2 separate regions of the Homo sapiens genome follow, and region 1 is linked to region 2. Evidence: chromatin loops called from intact Hi-C (ENCODE). Cell type or tissue: mammary epithelial cell. All regions are shown on one strand. Each heading gives the region's core, and the rest is flanking DNA. Links, peaks and the distances in the headings are about the cores only.

What was found. Hi-C counts contacts between places; a loop is a spot of excess contacts. Peaks named below come from ENCODE experiments on the same cell type or tissue, not always from the same donor. Only the 100,000 strongest peaks of a DNase experiment are listed, where the experiment ranks them.
Region 1: it touches region 2 in a loop (16-fold over the local background); 9 of 110 quality-filtered maps call a loop at or near these places.

What each region holds. Positions count from the first base shown.
Region 1 is chr11:81,002,572-81,010,921 of GRCh38, forward strand. No RefSeq gene overlaps it. Among named protein-coding and RNA genes, the nearest start is that of LINC02720, 240 kb to the left of the region's middle. In mammary epithelial cell, for the core only: a CTCF peak has its summit at 4,678 (motif pointing left); a DNase peak (open chromatin) is centred at 3,210; H3K27ac peaks cover 1,842 bases.
Region 2 is chr11:80,723,216-80,731,565 of GRCh38, forward strand. It overlaps LOC105369409 (a long non-coding RNA gene), which reads left to right. Exons shown (of 3, transcript XR_001748502.2): 2 at 5,146-5,194. Among named protein-coding and RNA genes, the nearest start is that of LINC02720, 35 kb to the right of the region's middle. In mammary epithelial cell, for the core only: a CTCF peak has its summit at 4,314 (motif pointing right); no DNase peak of the experiment used is centred there.

The DNA.
Region 1 (8,350 bases), core at 305-8,304, 280 kb after region 2:
GCTTTGAAAGACATTGCATAAGACAATATCTCCATCATGTGTCATGCAAAGGCAACATGTTTATAAATGGGAAGGACACCGATGTGAATTAGACAGTATAGAAATCAAGCCGAAAAGAAATGTGCTACATCCCACAGATGAAGTCTAAAGTCAACTAGGATAATACTTAAAGAACTATACTTATTTTTCCTCAGAACAGTTAACATATCCAAAGTTCTACTTGAAGACTTACTTCTCCCTTGAACCAACTGCATTCATTGTACCTCCCCTAACTGACGCTCACAGCTTGGGTCTCGTCTCTCTGTTAGGACATGTAAGCACCATGACTTACTTTTTAAAATATTTCTTTTTGAAAACTGGAGAAAAAAAATTTCAAATGACTGGTTATCTGTCATTTTTTTTTTTTTTGAGGTATATAAAGTCAAAAGTGAAACTCTCCCTTCCCTTTATCTCTCCTTCCAATCACAACTTTCAGAAATGTTCATTAACTGTTTGATACATAAATTTGAAGCTTTCATTATTCAAGGATATATTAACCTATACGTGCTGTGAAGAGATACATAATTTCATATATGATTGTACATACTTTTAAATGAAATTTTATCTTATACATATATTTCCAGCTTGATTTTTTCCCAACAAAATGCATTATGTATCTTTTGACTTTAGTTAACCTACATGTACTCCATAGTTTGTAATGACCGTGGTACTCTTCCACTGGATGAACACCACACACAGTATTTAACTATTTGTCCATTGACTGGCATTTAAGTTCCTCACTGATTCTAACACTACCACAATGCTGCAATGATTCTCATACCCACATATACTTTTAATCCAAACATTTTACTGTGGTAGATTTCTGAAAATGAGCATTGGTACTTTAATTTTTAACTGAGGCTCCAAATTGCTCTCCAGAATATTTTGACCAATCTATACTTTCACTAACACCATCTGAGAATGCCCATTTCCCAAATCCCTGTCAATATAGATATTATCTATCAACACTGAAAACTTATTGTAAGTTTTGTGAGGAAAAAATGCATGTTTCGTTACTATTGAATTTTGTATTTCCCTGAGGTGTGAAGTAAGTTTAAGCATCTTTTCACGTCATGTAAATTTCAATTTTTTTCCTGAATTGCTCGTTCATATGTTGCCTATTTTTCTGTTTGACTGTTTATCTTTCCTAAAATTTTATTTGTAGAAAAAAAAGTGTCATAAAGCCCTATGTCTGTTCTGTATGCTACATTTTCCTTTCAGCATGTCATTGTTTTTTAACTTTATGCATAGAGCTGAGCCACATAAGAAGTGTTTTACATTTAAATTTGCTTGTTAATAGATACGCAGTTAAATTTGTTACTATTTTACTTATGACAACTATGTTTTGTCACGCTAAAACTGGTTTCACTACTTCAAAGTTAAAAAACTGCCTTCCATACTTTCACATCACTGTATTTTTCATGTAATATTATTGAAAATTATTTTTGTGTAATTGGGACTCCTTCGATAATTTATGTCTTGCTAGAAAAGAATCCATTTTATGTATTTCTAATTTATTTCTATATTTATGCAAACAAAATCTCATTATTTTGTTTAATCTCACTTGTATCTATAATTATACCTTATACTTTTCATTCCTATTTTTTTAACGTTAAAAATTTTCTGTGTCAGTCCTGCTAGGTTATTTTTTTTATTTTCATGTTTTTACAGAAATACATTTTATCTTTTTCATTCTTAACTTTAATTTTAGTTTTACAAAATATTAATTTTTAACTTTATTAAGCTTTTTTCTATCATAATTTTTTGTTTTGTTTTCTAGTTTCTAAAGTTGAATTAGTTGACTTATTTGTAATAATTTTTAAGGTACATAAAATTATATATTTTACTCTGAGTACAGTTACAGCGGCATCTCTTAATTTTAAAAAACATACTTGCATTTCTTTAATTTCTAAATAGTTTATATTTTTAATTTTGATTTGCTTTTTGAATATCTATTTGCAGCAGCAGAGAAGATTTGAATCTAGTTAGGAAATTAAATATATCTGGGCATATCTACTAAACTTGTACGAGCTGTGTAAGTAAATTCTCTCTTTTCCTCTACATATGGAGAATATTAGTAGAGTTGGGCTGGGAGAAAGCACCAGTTCTAGAATGGAAAGTGAAAGAAAAGAATGGCAGCATTTTCCTCAGACATTGGCCTAAAAGCCACTGAAAGGAATAGCACACTTGCCATCAGCTTTTTTGAACAAGGGCCTGAAGAAGCTGAAGGAGCTGTTTTACAAAGAAACCTCCTGACACGGTAGCATATGCCATCCAACTTTTGAAACCCAGATGAAAAGTAGGACAGTGAAGGAAAAGGAGGGCCACACTTTTTCTTTTTCTGCTGAACACAGTGTAGCTCCAATATATTAAAGCTTCTAGGAAAGGCTTTGGTCCCTCTCATCTATTCTATATGTAAATATTTTTAAGAACCTGTTTCATGCTAAGCACTGTGCTTGTCCTTGAAGAAGCAGTGAGGAACAGTGTTGGCTTCATCATAGGCTGAATCCTCAGCATGGACACGTGCCCTATCAAATTGAACACTGGTAGCCAAGGGCAGTGGGAGGTTAGCATGGGGATGTGGGAATCACTCCCCTGCCAAGTGGCCTCGGAAGTGGAAGACCACCAAAAAGGGAGACTGAGGAGAACATCAGAAAGTTGATGTAAGCATATCTAAAACTTCTGGCTAGAACCACACGAACACTTGGGTAAAATATGAGTGGGATTTGCAAAGGTTCCACATTCACAGATTAGAAAAAGACCTAGAATTATGTAGATTATTACAATTTATACATCCCTTGTAATTGTTTTCCAAGACTGGTGATGCCATTGCATAAGTATTTGCTCAGTACTGACAATTGACCAAAAATTGGTAGAGGGAAATGAGGTAAAGGGACTTTACCTTTGTTACTGTTATATACTGATTCATCCTCTGTATCTTCTTCGTTCTAAGAAAAAGATTTCAACATCATCTACATAACATACGTGCCAGATTTCTATGTTCCTAGGACTGTGTACATAGCATATTATTTAGTCAGTAAAATATTAATAACTCTGAGCAGTAATTATCATCATCATGGCTACTGAGGAGGAGACAAGCTGAAGGAGATTGACTCACTTACTAAAGTCACATAACTAACATAGGATAGAGTCCTTTCCAGGGAACAGTATATTTTCAGCCAATGTCTTTTGAACCAACGATGGTGTAAGTCATAGCTTTATTACTCATTCAGTTGCAAGAATTTAAACTGGGGTCTGGTGAGTCATAACCACTGAGCAATCACAAAGAGCTTGTAATCATTACCCATTTCAGAGTAACCTACAATAAAACCTACTTAAAAATGATCACTTTTCACCACAGATAGATCTGTAGAGGTGTAAAACAATATTATCAGATGTAATTATCTGAAGTGAAGTACTGCAGTGGGCACAAATATGGAAGAAGTGAGTATTAATTTTATTAAAATTGTTCATTAGAGTTAATCATTTGTTTATTCAAATGTATGCCCTAAGCACCTCCACATTACCAAATACTATGCTAGACAGTATGAGAGAAAAGACATAAACTCTTTACTAGAAGGAATTTACAGTTTAGCCAGGTAGATTAGATTCGTACTCCCGTTGGAAAGCACCGTCTATCATCTGAAACATACAAATAGCACATGGTAGAAAGAACACTGGGACTGGATTTCTTCCCCCATCGCTGATCAGAGGTGGAGCTTCTTCCCATCATACTTCCTCACTGGAGCACAGTTTTATTACCACTAAGATAAAAAATATGGTCTAGGGGACTGCTAAGATCTACAACATTTTTAAGTACAAGAATTTTATAAATGATTTAGGAGAGACTTTCCTGCAGTATCAGGAAAAACACTAAAGGAGAAAAATTGTATTTGAATTGGATCATGAAAGATTTAATTTGAGAATCTTCATAACAAACGGGAAGAAGTCAGATTTTAGGAAAAATATGTTTATTATAAAAGTAATATTATATTAAGTAATATTGTTGATTTAGCCACAAAACAGTTCATGGTCTTCAGTATGTGTGGAGAGTGTTTTAGGAAGTGGTAGCAAGATGTTGGAAAATTTCAACAAAAATGTTCTAGAGATTATAATTTAAATTCTTTGCATCATCTACACCTTTCCAGTTTAAAACAAATTTTGCCTTTAGTGTCATTTGAAAATTGTCTGCATACCAACATGCATTCTTTTTAATTTAATAGCAAACTGAGTTATGCAATTTGTTCACATTTCAATACCTTTCCTTACATGCTATAAAATTGATAGATCTTGTTTAGGAGTTCCTGTTTATGTTGAAATCACACCAGTATCAATCTTTATCTTGCATATATTTTTGCAAATATTTCTTGATTGTGTACCTTAACACTGAAATATTCTCGTGAACATTTTAAAAAATCAATCATCTTGATGTCAAGCAAACATTTGGTTGACTGAATTGTTGAGCATTCATCCAGATGTTAAAAATAACCAAGACTGTGTGTGTGTGTGTGTGTGTGTGTGTGTGTGTGAGATACAGTGTCTTCATATATTTAGATTTATTCTTTGGATACACAGATCTTGAAATTCCCCTAGTTTTATCTGTGGAACAAATTAGAATCACTACTAATAGTGCCACCTTGTGTCTAAAATTTAAAATCATGGGTACGTTTATATATTACAGAAGTTTCAAGTTAAAAATAATTATATAAATTAATCTACATCAAATTTCTCTTTCAAAATTCAGCAGTTGGAGGTCTAGCCAGGCAAGTGACGTGTTTAAAGCCACTCAGTCAGTGAGTGGTGCAGCTGAGACTAAAACCCAAGAATCATAATACTTGGTTTGGTACTTTTTAAAAATATATCACATTTTTTAGAGAAGTCACTTTTTATGACAAAAGCAAAGTAATCAATTTTAGGTTTAATAAAGCCAGGTGTAGATTTAATATTCATTTAATTTTAATTTATTGCCACAGTAAGATTCAGTTTTGATATGTAACTACTGTAAAATCCTAATAGTTAATGAATGTGTATTGCAATAATGTAGGCACCTATTATTAATGGGTATCAGGGACAATTAACGTGAAGAATATTATCTTTTCAGTTGTTTTTTAAACATATTAATTTAAAAGAAGTCATTCAAGATTTCTTCTCCCACATTATCTGATTTTATACTGCATTTAATGCATTAATCCACACCAGTCTTCAGAAGTAATTTTTAAGAGAGGATTGAGAGTACATGGCACAATGGTGGTGCAACAATGAACAGTCCAAAGCAGTTTTGATAGACTTATTAGTCTATAATAGACTTTTTGATAGACTTTTCATCCGAATATTAGCAAACTGCTATATTGTGTACTTTTATAGAATCTTTATATTTTCAGACCTCCTTCAACTGACTTTATATCAGATTTTCAATCAACAAATATCTATTAAGGATAACACTGAGCTGTTCATAATAAAATGTAAAAAACAAAAAAAAAAAAGGTGGAGTACATTGTCTTTGTCTTCACCCTGAGAGTACATAAGCATTTTTTAGTAAACTTTCAAAATTAAGGATATAGCTGGGCACAGTAGCATGCACCTATAGTCCCAGCTACTCAGGAGGTAGAGGCAGAAGGATTACTTGAGCCTGGGAGTTTTCATCTAGCCTAGGCAATATAGTGAGATCCCCAACTGTAAAAAAAAAATTAAGAATGATTTACTAACACACCATCAAACATTCACATTACTTCTATTTTTTAATGGTGGAGAAATGGAAAGCATTTTAAATGATGGGAAACAGAAGGAAAACGAAGAAATCAATATTTATTGGCCACTTGTGATACGCTGGGAACGTCACAATTGCTTTAATCCGCTAATTTGAGAAAGGGCTTCAGAAATTTTTACCCACAGCCCCCACTTTAATCCTCCATAGTTATATTACGTCCAGATTCTAACTTGCTGTTCTGCTTGGTTTACTCTTCCAGAAGTATGAAGCTTAATATTATGGCTGAAAATTGGCCTTCAAACAATAGAAACAAAAAACTTACTTTATGGCATGCATTTCTAGATTTTGGAATTAATAAACTTACTATACTTGAAGTTAGTTTACTTGTTTAGTAAATGTCTAGTATACCTTTACAAGATGGACTATGTTTTTTGGTCAATATTTCTAAACAGGAGCAAGTTTAGCTAATAGGACTTTTCCAGGGTGAAAATATGAAGATTTTCAAATGCATCCAGTTGTCTGATAGAACTCATTCCACCGCAGCAAAAGCAATACAGCAGAAACTAGGAGTCATTTTCCTTAGGTGCTTCCATTATAGAAATATAGTCATGGAATCTGAATAAAAAATGTGGTCATAGAGTACACAAAATAACAATAACAATAATAATAATGACGTGGCCCATTTTACTTCAATGGTTTTACACAAATTTGGTTATGTCAGCTTGATTGCCGTAATAGTAATTCTAATATTAAGAGAAGGGTCCCTTGTACTATGCTTTAGAAAACTATAGAAAGAGGCTGGGCGCGGTGGCCCACGCCTGTAATCAGAGCACTCTGGGAGGCCGAGGCGGGCGGATTACGAGGCCAGGAGATTGAGACCATACTGGCTAACACGGTGAAACCCCGTCTCTACTAAAAATACAGAAAAAATTAGCCAGGCGTGGTGGCAGGTGCCTGTAGTTCCAGCTACTCCGAAGGCTGAGGCAGGAGAATCGCTTAAGTCCGGGAGGCAGTGGTTGCAGTGAGCAGTGATCGAGCCACTGCACTCCAGCCTGGGCGACAGACGGAGACTCCGTTTCAAAAAAAAAAAAAAGTATGGAAAGAAAAACCAAGGCATGGTAAAACATGTGGAAAAGAAGAAGACGAGGAAGAGGGGAAATTCTCAAAGCCATAGCTAGGTTTCTAAGATGCCAGGCAACCCAATGATTGAATTCAAAGGAAAAAATAAATAAATAACAACAATTTGACCTCATAAAAAATTAGATGACTTGATATATCATTCAGAATTCATACATTTAAAAAATTTCAATAGTTGTTTTGCTTCTGTAAGTTGCCTATTTAGGGAGGAGATCAGAATACTAATCTCCAATGTGAAAAAAAAATGTACACCTAAATATCAGTGAAGTACATGGTTTAACCTACTAGCTACTTTCTAGCACTGGTCTCTATTTATTAGGTAAGAATTTTCTGAGTTTTGAAAGAATAGGCTTTCTGAAGGTTGCAAAATTTCCCATAGTGACTGTTAAGACTTCACTACAGAACACTGTATTTTTTTAAGAAACTACCACTCACAGTATTTCAGATAAAATATAAATATGATCTACAAATGTGACATCTTCTGGGGTAAAGAATAAAATAAAGGCTGTGTCAGGAACAAAAGAGATTAATTTAATAGTATTTCAGGACTGTTAACTAACTCCTGGCATTTATGAAATATTAAGAGAAGGATTTATCTACTGACCTGAAAGGAAAATGAGAAAGCTATGTACTGAGACATACTAAAATATTTGTCTCAGCTTAGAGACTTTATAAATTAACATGCTTAAGAATCAGGCTTCAAATCATTTTTAAACATTTGAAAAGCTTGGTGTCCAGAAATATAAAGTGGATAAGGAGAAAAGAAGTGGCTGGATTACTCAACATAACATCTACAGTGGGTTAGGGTAGCAAAGAATAACTGCACAGGCATTTCTCCAAACCTGTTTGGTGCTATCAGTTCAGAGAAAACCATGCACATCCACATCCACATGCACATGCCCAAATGCACATACACCCACTGCTATAATTGGCTAGCCAAATCACAATGTCATTAGGAAATTCAAACATATATAGGTACTACTTTTTAAAGAAACTGGAGTATTTTAGCATCATCAGTGAATATTTGCTTCAGGGAAATCTTTAGAAAGCTATCTGAGGGATCATCCCATTTAAAAAAAATGGGTAAAATTTCTGGAAAGACCAAGTATTAAAAGTGGGTTTTTAGGTGTTAATTCAAATAAGGTTATGAAATATAATTATTTCAGCTTTTCTTTATTTTGCTATTTTTTACAATAAATATTATTTTCATAATAAGAAATACGGTTTATTCTAAACGAACTAAACCAAGAAAAGAAGATAATAAATACAAAATTCTGGGACAAAGTTTTTTAAAGAATGATGGAACATTTTCTGTGAGTCAGAAATCAGAGCTGTGGACCTTAGATTGCTCACAGTGTTGGTCAATTGGAAAGCAGATGAAACATTAACTTACATCCATGTAATTAATTCCCTAGAAAGTGCATCTATTTCGGGCCAGCTAACAACCAGGCAATTTGAAATATCAAG
Region 2 (8,350 bases), core at 90-8,089:
GCTGCTAATTCTACATGGATGAGTGCCAAAATCCAGATACTTCTAGGATTTAGGGCAAACTATCTCCTTCACTATGAATGGAATGTTCAGAGTGGGCCATAATTTGAAACTGAAATAATACAATCCAAGATTTGGCAAGGGCTTAATTAAAAGACTCAGCCTGCTATGATGCTAGTGTTATATCAAACTAAATTTGGCCTGAGGATGCTCCATACTCTAGTCCTGACATAACAAACTGAAACCTAACTTAGTGCATAAACTGAAAGCCTAAATTAGGAGCATACTTTTATAACAAACAGCTGAGGGTCAGCCAACCACAGCAGTTGAACTTCAGTCAATTGCAGGCGGCCAACTGTTCAAACTATGTTCCAATAAGGCAAACGCTGAAATATAATCAATCGAGCTATCTCTGTACCTCACTTTCATTTTCTGTACCTCATTTCCATTTCCTATCCATAAATATTGTCTGACCACGTTGCAGACCAGAGTTCTCTGAACCTGTTTAGGTTCTGAGGGCTGCCTGGTTTGTGAATTGTTCCCTGATCCATTAAATTTTATCAAACTTAACTTGCTTAAGGTTTTCTTCTGTTAATACTAGGACGCAGACTGCCTCTAACCTATTTATATTAGTCAGGGTAGGCTAGATTATGGTGACAAATAGATCTAATTAAATGTGGTTAGCTCAACACAATAGAAGTTTGTTTATTGCTCATATTAATGACAGGCCCTAGTTTGACAGGAATTAGTTGGTGGTAGTGTTTGTGTGAGTTTTGTTTTGCAGGGAGAAGCTCTTCTCCACACAGCCAGTCTTGAACCAAGACTATGACAGCTCTGGCATCTTGAGTTTGTGGTCCCCGAGGTTACCCTTGAGATCATCTCTTTTCCCAAGTTGAAAGGAGCAAAACTCACAGAGGAACATGTGGAAGGGTTTTATGTTCATGCCTATAAGTTGTATGTATCACTTCTGATTAGCTATAATTCAGTCATATGACCAATATAACCATAAGGGACATTGGGAAATGTAGCTTGGCTGTGTTTCTGGGAAAAACAGGAGAAAGGGTTTGCCAACATCATTAATTACCAACTTAGGCAAAAGAAATTCTACTTGTAGATCAGCTAATGTTACAGAAGGAATATATTAGGGGTCAAATAGGGTTTTGTAAGTTATCCCTACAGCATTCCACGTGTGTGTATGTGTGTGCGTGTGTGTGTGTGTGTGTGTGTGTGTATTTCTTGTTATAGCACTTTTCATCTTTTTCTTCCTGTCCTTTCTTCTCTGGTAGAGTTTATTGGAAGAGACAGGTTTTGGAGTGAGAGGAACTGGGATTGCAGTCCAGCCAGCTCTTCTACATTTCAGCTACATAGCCTCATCAAGTTTTAGTTTCCTCATCAGTCAAATTAGGGCAATAATGTGTAGGCACTAGAAGGCCAGTCTGGCATGAGATATGATGTCAGAGAGATTCTGTGTTTTGGCCACATCTGCTCATATTAGAACAATCTGGTCACTAGAAAAATAGGAAATAAAATACCTTTGAGCTTGACTTTAAAAAGTCACTTAAAATTTTTATTCTTTTTTTTTACATTAACTTTATTAAGATAAGCTTTATAAACAACAACATTCAATGATTTAAGTGTCCAATTTGATAAATGTTAACAAGTGTAGATAGTACTGTAATGGTAGTCATAATAGAGAATATTAATATGTATTTCCAATACCCCAAACCTTCCCTTATGTTTCTCTGCAGTCAATATATTCCCATTCCACCCCTGGCCCTGATAACCATTGGCATCATTTCTGTCAATGCAGCTTTTCCTTTTCTGGAACTTCATATAAACGAAATCATAAAGTTTTATGTGTGGTCTCTTTCATTTAGCGTGATGTTTTGAGTTATAGCCATGCTTTGTGTATATCAATAGTTAGTTTCTTTTCAATGAATATTATTCTATTGTATAGATATACCAAATTTATTTATAAATTCTATGCCTCAGTTCATAGACATTTGTATTTTTTGGCTTGGCTAATGTGAATACATCTGTCATGAAAATTTGAGCACAAGTCTTTGTGTGGACACATATTTTCATTTCTCCTGAGTAAATACCTAGGAACTGGACTTCAATGTCTGTCTTGCTTTGTTTTAATGCTTAATAATTTATATATGTTTGCTAACCTGGCTTATATCTCTACATTGGGGAGGAAAACATTTTGCATAAAAGACAATAAATTTTGTTTACATGATTGGGATATGCCCCTATTTAATACCTTGACTGCTTTATATAGTAATCTCTCAAGCTTGGCCAGTGTGAATTTGACAGACAAATAGCAACATAAGAGCTATAGTTATGTTTCTTCCACATATTAAGTTTCTTAAGTTTCTTCCATGTATGAAGCACTGAACTTGGTAAGGTCTTAACAATAGCAACAACAAGTATTTAAACATCAACAACTCTGTCACTGATAAAGTTTTATGTTATTTTTAAAATGTAGAAACTTAAGCATAAAGATGATTATACTTGCCCAAAGTAACTAATTAGAAAGGGGTACAGAATGAAGTCCAAACCCTGATCTACCTGATTTTCAATCCCATACATTTTCCATTGATCTATGTTTTTGAACCTTCAAAGCTGCAGAAAACTTTCTGGCAATGGAGATCTCGTTCATGGTTTTGTCTGTAGGAAGAACCATCTGAGTGTCTTGCAGCTCCTCTCCCTTTACTAGGCACCTTTTTGCCTATGGCAGATTATGCAGAGCAAATATTGCCCATTACTTTCTGCATTACATAAAGTCAATTTGGATTTTTGAATAATTATTTCCATCAGACTCTCAATACAAAGTTTATGAAGATAGGTATACTTAATAGTTTAAATAATGAATATTATAGCAATCCTAGATAATAGAGAAGTCTTCAAAAAATTAATCACCACCTCAAAAAGGCAAGATAGTCTCTTACAGTTGACAAACCCCTTAGCAACACAAACAAAGCCCTATAAATCCTCCTAACATTTTCCCCCTTCCCTTTAAGTGTACCATGTTGGGCTGACTCTATATCATCTAACCTTAACATCATTCATGATCTAGACAATGACAAAAAGAGGATAATAGCAGTTCAATGTACTTTTAAAATGCCTTATCTTTATAAATAATATTGAAATCTCTTTGCTATTTTATCTATGCCTTGCATGTAAGGCAAGAATGGTGTTTTGCTCATAGGAAGTTCTCAAATTAGTACTTATTTGAGTACAAGGTCAATTTGTCACTTCCTCTTTCTATTAGTTTTGATTATACCATGCTAGAAGTATGAAATTATTTTCTATTAATAAGGAATTGTTTCAGCAATGGCTGAAGCAGAGAGTACTTGCAGATGTAATCTCAAAAGGTATGTAATGTGATTGAATAAAATAAAATAACTTCAATTATTTTCAATCTCATTATATCATTAAATTTATGCTATTTATTTAGCAGGGTGGGTGATCCAGGAAAAGACATAGGTTCATTTGAGTGATACTAGAAGCAATAGCTAGGGGATCTTAATTGCTCCACTGATGAACAAATTTTTTTTCCTTCTACTTCTCTGTTCTTCCCTTTCTAGTAAAGCTTACTGGAAGAGACACAGTTTTGGAGTAGGATGATCTGGGATTGAAGGCAGGCTCTTTTGCTTTACATCTAACTGATGTCTTCAAGTTTTAGGTTTCTACTGAGCAAAACAAAGATAATAATATCTTCTCATATGACTGTTGTGAGAATTAAGTGGCTGCTTACGCTACTCTCTAAGGTAGGAAATACAGAAAGAGAACGAGCTTAGATGGGTAATATAAACTTTATTCCTGTGATGAACTCAGGCGCCTGTCAGACATTTGTAAAATATTTAAAAGGTGATGAGTAGGTAGGGTAAATTTGGACAGCCAGATCAGAAGTGTAGAGTTTTGTGAGGTGTCAGATGGAATGACTGTTGTTTGCTCAAGGAGAGAATGTAGAGTCAGCAAGACTCTGGGAACACAGGGCAGAGACCCTGGGTGCATCAGCATGTCAGGAGTGGGCAGCAGTGCCTCAAAAGCAATGTAGAAGTTTCCAGAGTGGAAATGCATAACCATGTTCTTCTGCATCTTTGTGGGCTGGAGTACAGCACTGTGCTATTTTTGTGAGGCTTTTGTGCAGTTGATTAAAAAAATAGTATCTTTGAAAAGAACATTAGAGAACACCAAGGGAAACTTATAATTGCCTAAACATTTAAGTTTTCTAAGTTGTTGATGACAGCTGGTCGAGCAGTCTTTTCTTCTACTCTCCAATTTAGAGGGAAATGCTGCCAACAATCTCTCACCAGCAGAGGGACCAACCTGGATGCTTTCCTTGTAGCAGAGGCTGCTCTGGGGGTGAAAGTGAAACGAGAGCACCCAGGCTGTCTGATGGTAAAGTCTGCATCCTCGGCTTGATCTGGCCTCACTTTTGGCTCCATTTAACAAACATCCTACTTACTGAGCATCTATCACATATTGTGTTGGGCAACTGGGACAAAATATGACTGAGAAGCAGTCTCTGCCAATAGGAATTTTACAATCTAATGCAAGATTGAGCCATACCAATTCATGGAGACAAACACAAAAAGGAATGCCTAACACCATGCCTGGCCCCAGTTTTAAAATATTTTCTTTAACTGGAAGAGAGTTTTCCATTATGTACCTTCTCTCAGGCAATATTAGATTTGTATCTGTATTATGGAAAAGGTATTATTACCTCCATTTTTTAAAAGGGCAAATTAAGTCTAAGAGACTTCAATTTGCCTAGGATTACAAAGTCAACAAAAGGTAAAGATAAAATATTAGCTGGTTATGTTTGGACTGCAAAGCCCAGTTCATTACACAACACTATTTAGAAATGCAGAAAACCAACTGTGAAATTTTAAATGAGAATACACTGTTTACCTGCTAAATTCAAGAGAGGAAGAGAGGTCAGGGAGAAAGAAGGGACGATGGTGAGGAGGAAAGAAAAAAAAAGAGACAGGAAAAGGTGAGAAGAAAGACAATGCAAAGAAGTAGAAAGAGTGAGGAAAGAAAGTTAAAAGAACTAAGAGGTACAGGTGATAATGCTTTCCTGAGCTAAAGATAAACATCCCTTCCAGCCAATAATATTTATAAAAATTTCTTCTCCAGCATTCAGAAGGTGAAAGAAGATCATTACTCAGTAGGACCTCTTCAAAGGGTGAGTAAAAGCTGTAGAGTTAATAATGTTAAAAAATCTTTCCCCAAAATCAAGAAAAGCAGGAGAAATAAAAATAAAGCTCAAAGGGAAAATGGAACCAAAGATAAAAATCAGACCATGCTATTACTAACTCAAAGACTTGAAATGAGCAGAATAATATTTATAGACCTGTGGGCTGTGAAATGAAGGGATCTGTTTCTCTGGCATGCATATGTCAAATATAAATGCATGTGTATATGGACTTCATAACTTGCCTATCTTACTTTTATTTGAGGATCTACAAAATGTGATAGAAAAATGTAAAACTTGAAGTTAGAAACCTTTGAGTATGGCTCTCACATTTTACACAATTACTTGGGAAAATAATGTATATCAACCTCAGGGTCTTCAATTGTAAAATGGAAACAACATTCCAGCCATATCTATAAAACTTGTTATGATCAATTATCTTGAATCAAATGAAATGAGGTAGTAGTGGCATCATGATTAAGATCATAGGCTGTTTGGTAAGTGCTGGGTTTGAATTAAGGACCTGCTGTTTAACACTAAGCAAACTCTTTTACTTTGGTAAGCATCATTTTCTTGTCTATAGAATGGGGATAATAACAGTACTAAAGTCATGATGAGGTTATGGGAATTGTTTGGGATCACGCATATCATTGCCTGGCACAGTACCTGGTAAGCAGTAAGTTGTCAAATAATGCTATTTGATGATTGTAAGGATGGTGACAATGCATGACAATGACAAAGATAATCATGATGGTTATGCTTGGGAGGATATAATATCCTCTGGAAAGTCTTCCCTCACCTCATTCTTACCTCTGCAGGAGACACAAATGTCCACCTCTATGTTACTGTATGATTTTGAACATACTTCCACTATAGATCTTTGTTAAATAATGATACTGACAGGATGAAGGGAGTGATGATGCTGTAAGATTTATTAGGCACAGTATAGGTAGATAGCATATTATCTATCCTCTCCTGGTAGAGTGCCTCAATCCTGAGCTGAGTCATATCAATACAATCTTTTAAAAGATACTGTGAATGGCTGCTTTCTCACATGGCTCTCTTCACCTTCAAACCCACAATAGCAAGTATTTTTCATTCTTTGGATCTCTCTGATTTCCTCTTCTGCTACCAGTTAAAGACAATTCTGTGCTTTTAAAGAATAATGTGATTAGATTTGGTTGATTTAATGAAGTAATCTCCCTTTCCGTGAACTAAAGGTCAATTGATTAGTAGCCTAATCATTGATTAATAAGCCTACTAATTGATTAGTAGTATGATTTTGACTATACGACTACTATAGATGCTATTAAATAATCCCGTTGTCACTAAATTTCCTGTTCTTCTGTCCTGCAAATTTATGAGCATCATGAGATTCTGTTCCCTCACTGCCTTAGACATAGTAGACTTTCAAAGAATATCTGCTATAATATTCTGGGATTGCACACTGTAAACTCTAAAGCAGTAGAGGCATGCTCACTAGTGTAACTGTAATTGTTTATATAGGTTTTTTCTCCTGTTCAATTTTTTTTTTTAAATAATAAGCATTCAGTGTGTTGGGAAGGTGTCCAATATCACCACCACCTGTGATTCTGAAAACAGCTGTTTTTTGTTTGGTATAAAAGCAAGGAGGAAGAAATTGACTTGGAACTGGAGGTACTTAATAACAGCACAAAAGATAAACAATACAAACCTTGTTGATGAAAATGTGGTCATAGAAGACCAGCATAACTATCTCCTGGGATCTCATTAGACAAGCAAAGTCTCAGGCCCCATCCAAAACCTATTGAATTGGAATTTGCATTTAACAAAATTCTCAAGGGATTCCTGAATTTGAGATGCTCTGCTCTAAAACCCTTGGCATAGTCACTGAAGTAGGCAGAGAGCTCTTTTTCTGAATTATCTTCAGGAAACGGCACTTAGAAAGAAGCAAACATCTACAGATCAACTCTATGTACCAAGCTCAGGATAGGTGCTTTGATACACATTTTACTTTAAACCACCCAGTGTTCTTATAAAGTGTATGCTGTTATCATTCTTCTTCTTTTTTTTTTTTTTCCTGAGACACAGTCTCACTCTATCATCCAGGCTGGAGTGCAGTGGTGCGATCTTGGCTGACTGCAACCTCCGCCTCCCAGGATCAAGCAATTCTCCTGCCTCACCCTCCCAAGTAGCTGGGATTACAGGTGCACACCACCATGCCTGGCTAATTTTTGTATTTTTAGTAGAGATGGGGTTTCACCATTTTGGCCAGGCTGGTCTTGAACTCCTGACCTCAAATGATCCATCCGCCTCAGCCTCCCAAAGTGCTGAGATTATAGGTGTGAGCCACTGTGCCCAGCCATTATCATTCTTTTATAGATAAAACCATGATGCTCAGAGACAATGAATAAGGTAGGCAAGGTCACACAGTAAGCAAGTTGCAAAGTTTGAATATGATGTGATGATGCTGCTTCAAAGTCAATGTTTGCAGGAATCCTAAGCAGTCACATGAAGCCCTAATTTAGCGAACCTGTTCTTAGCCTCCAAACCTCCCATCCAGAACCATTACCTCTATCTGAAGTTGTGCATTGGCACACCTTGTTTAAAGGCCAGACTTCAAATTCAGGCAGGTATGTGTTGAAATCTCAGCTTCTCTATTTATTTGCTATGAAACATTAATATTCCTGTACCCAAACAGCAAAAACACTCCCTCCACAGGGCTGCTACAATGACTTAATATCATGTGCAATAAGCACTTGGCACAGTCCTTAACGGACAGTAAGTGTTCAACAAATACTAGATGCTACTCCAATTAAACTATTTCTTTCTAAAAACCTTCTCAATTTGATATAAATAACACTCCCCAAAATGTCTTAATGAAAGTATTGCTTATTCCTGTGTTTTATAGTCAACGGCCGTTTTTTTTAATACACTTGGTTATTTCAAAAGAACTCACACCAAAATATCTAATTCCAAACTCATGATTTCCTCTATATATTTCACTATAGCTTAAGCTATCTTTGGCATATCAATTACTATATTATACTGTAATTAATTTTTATTCCCACTGCAGTATGATTTATTTAATATCAGACACAATCTTTTATTCATATTTTGAATCTGCAGTCCCTAGGACAGTGCCTTGCACATCAAAAACATTAAGTG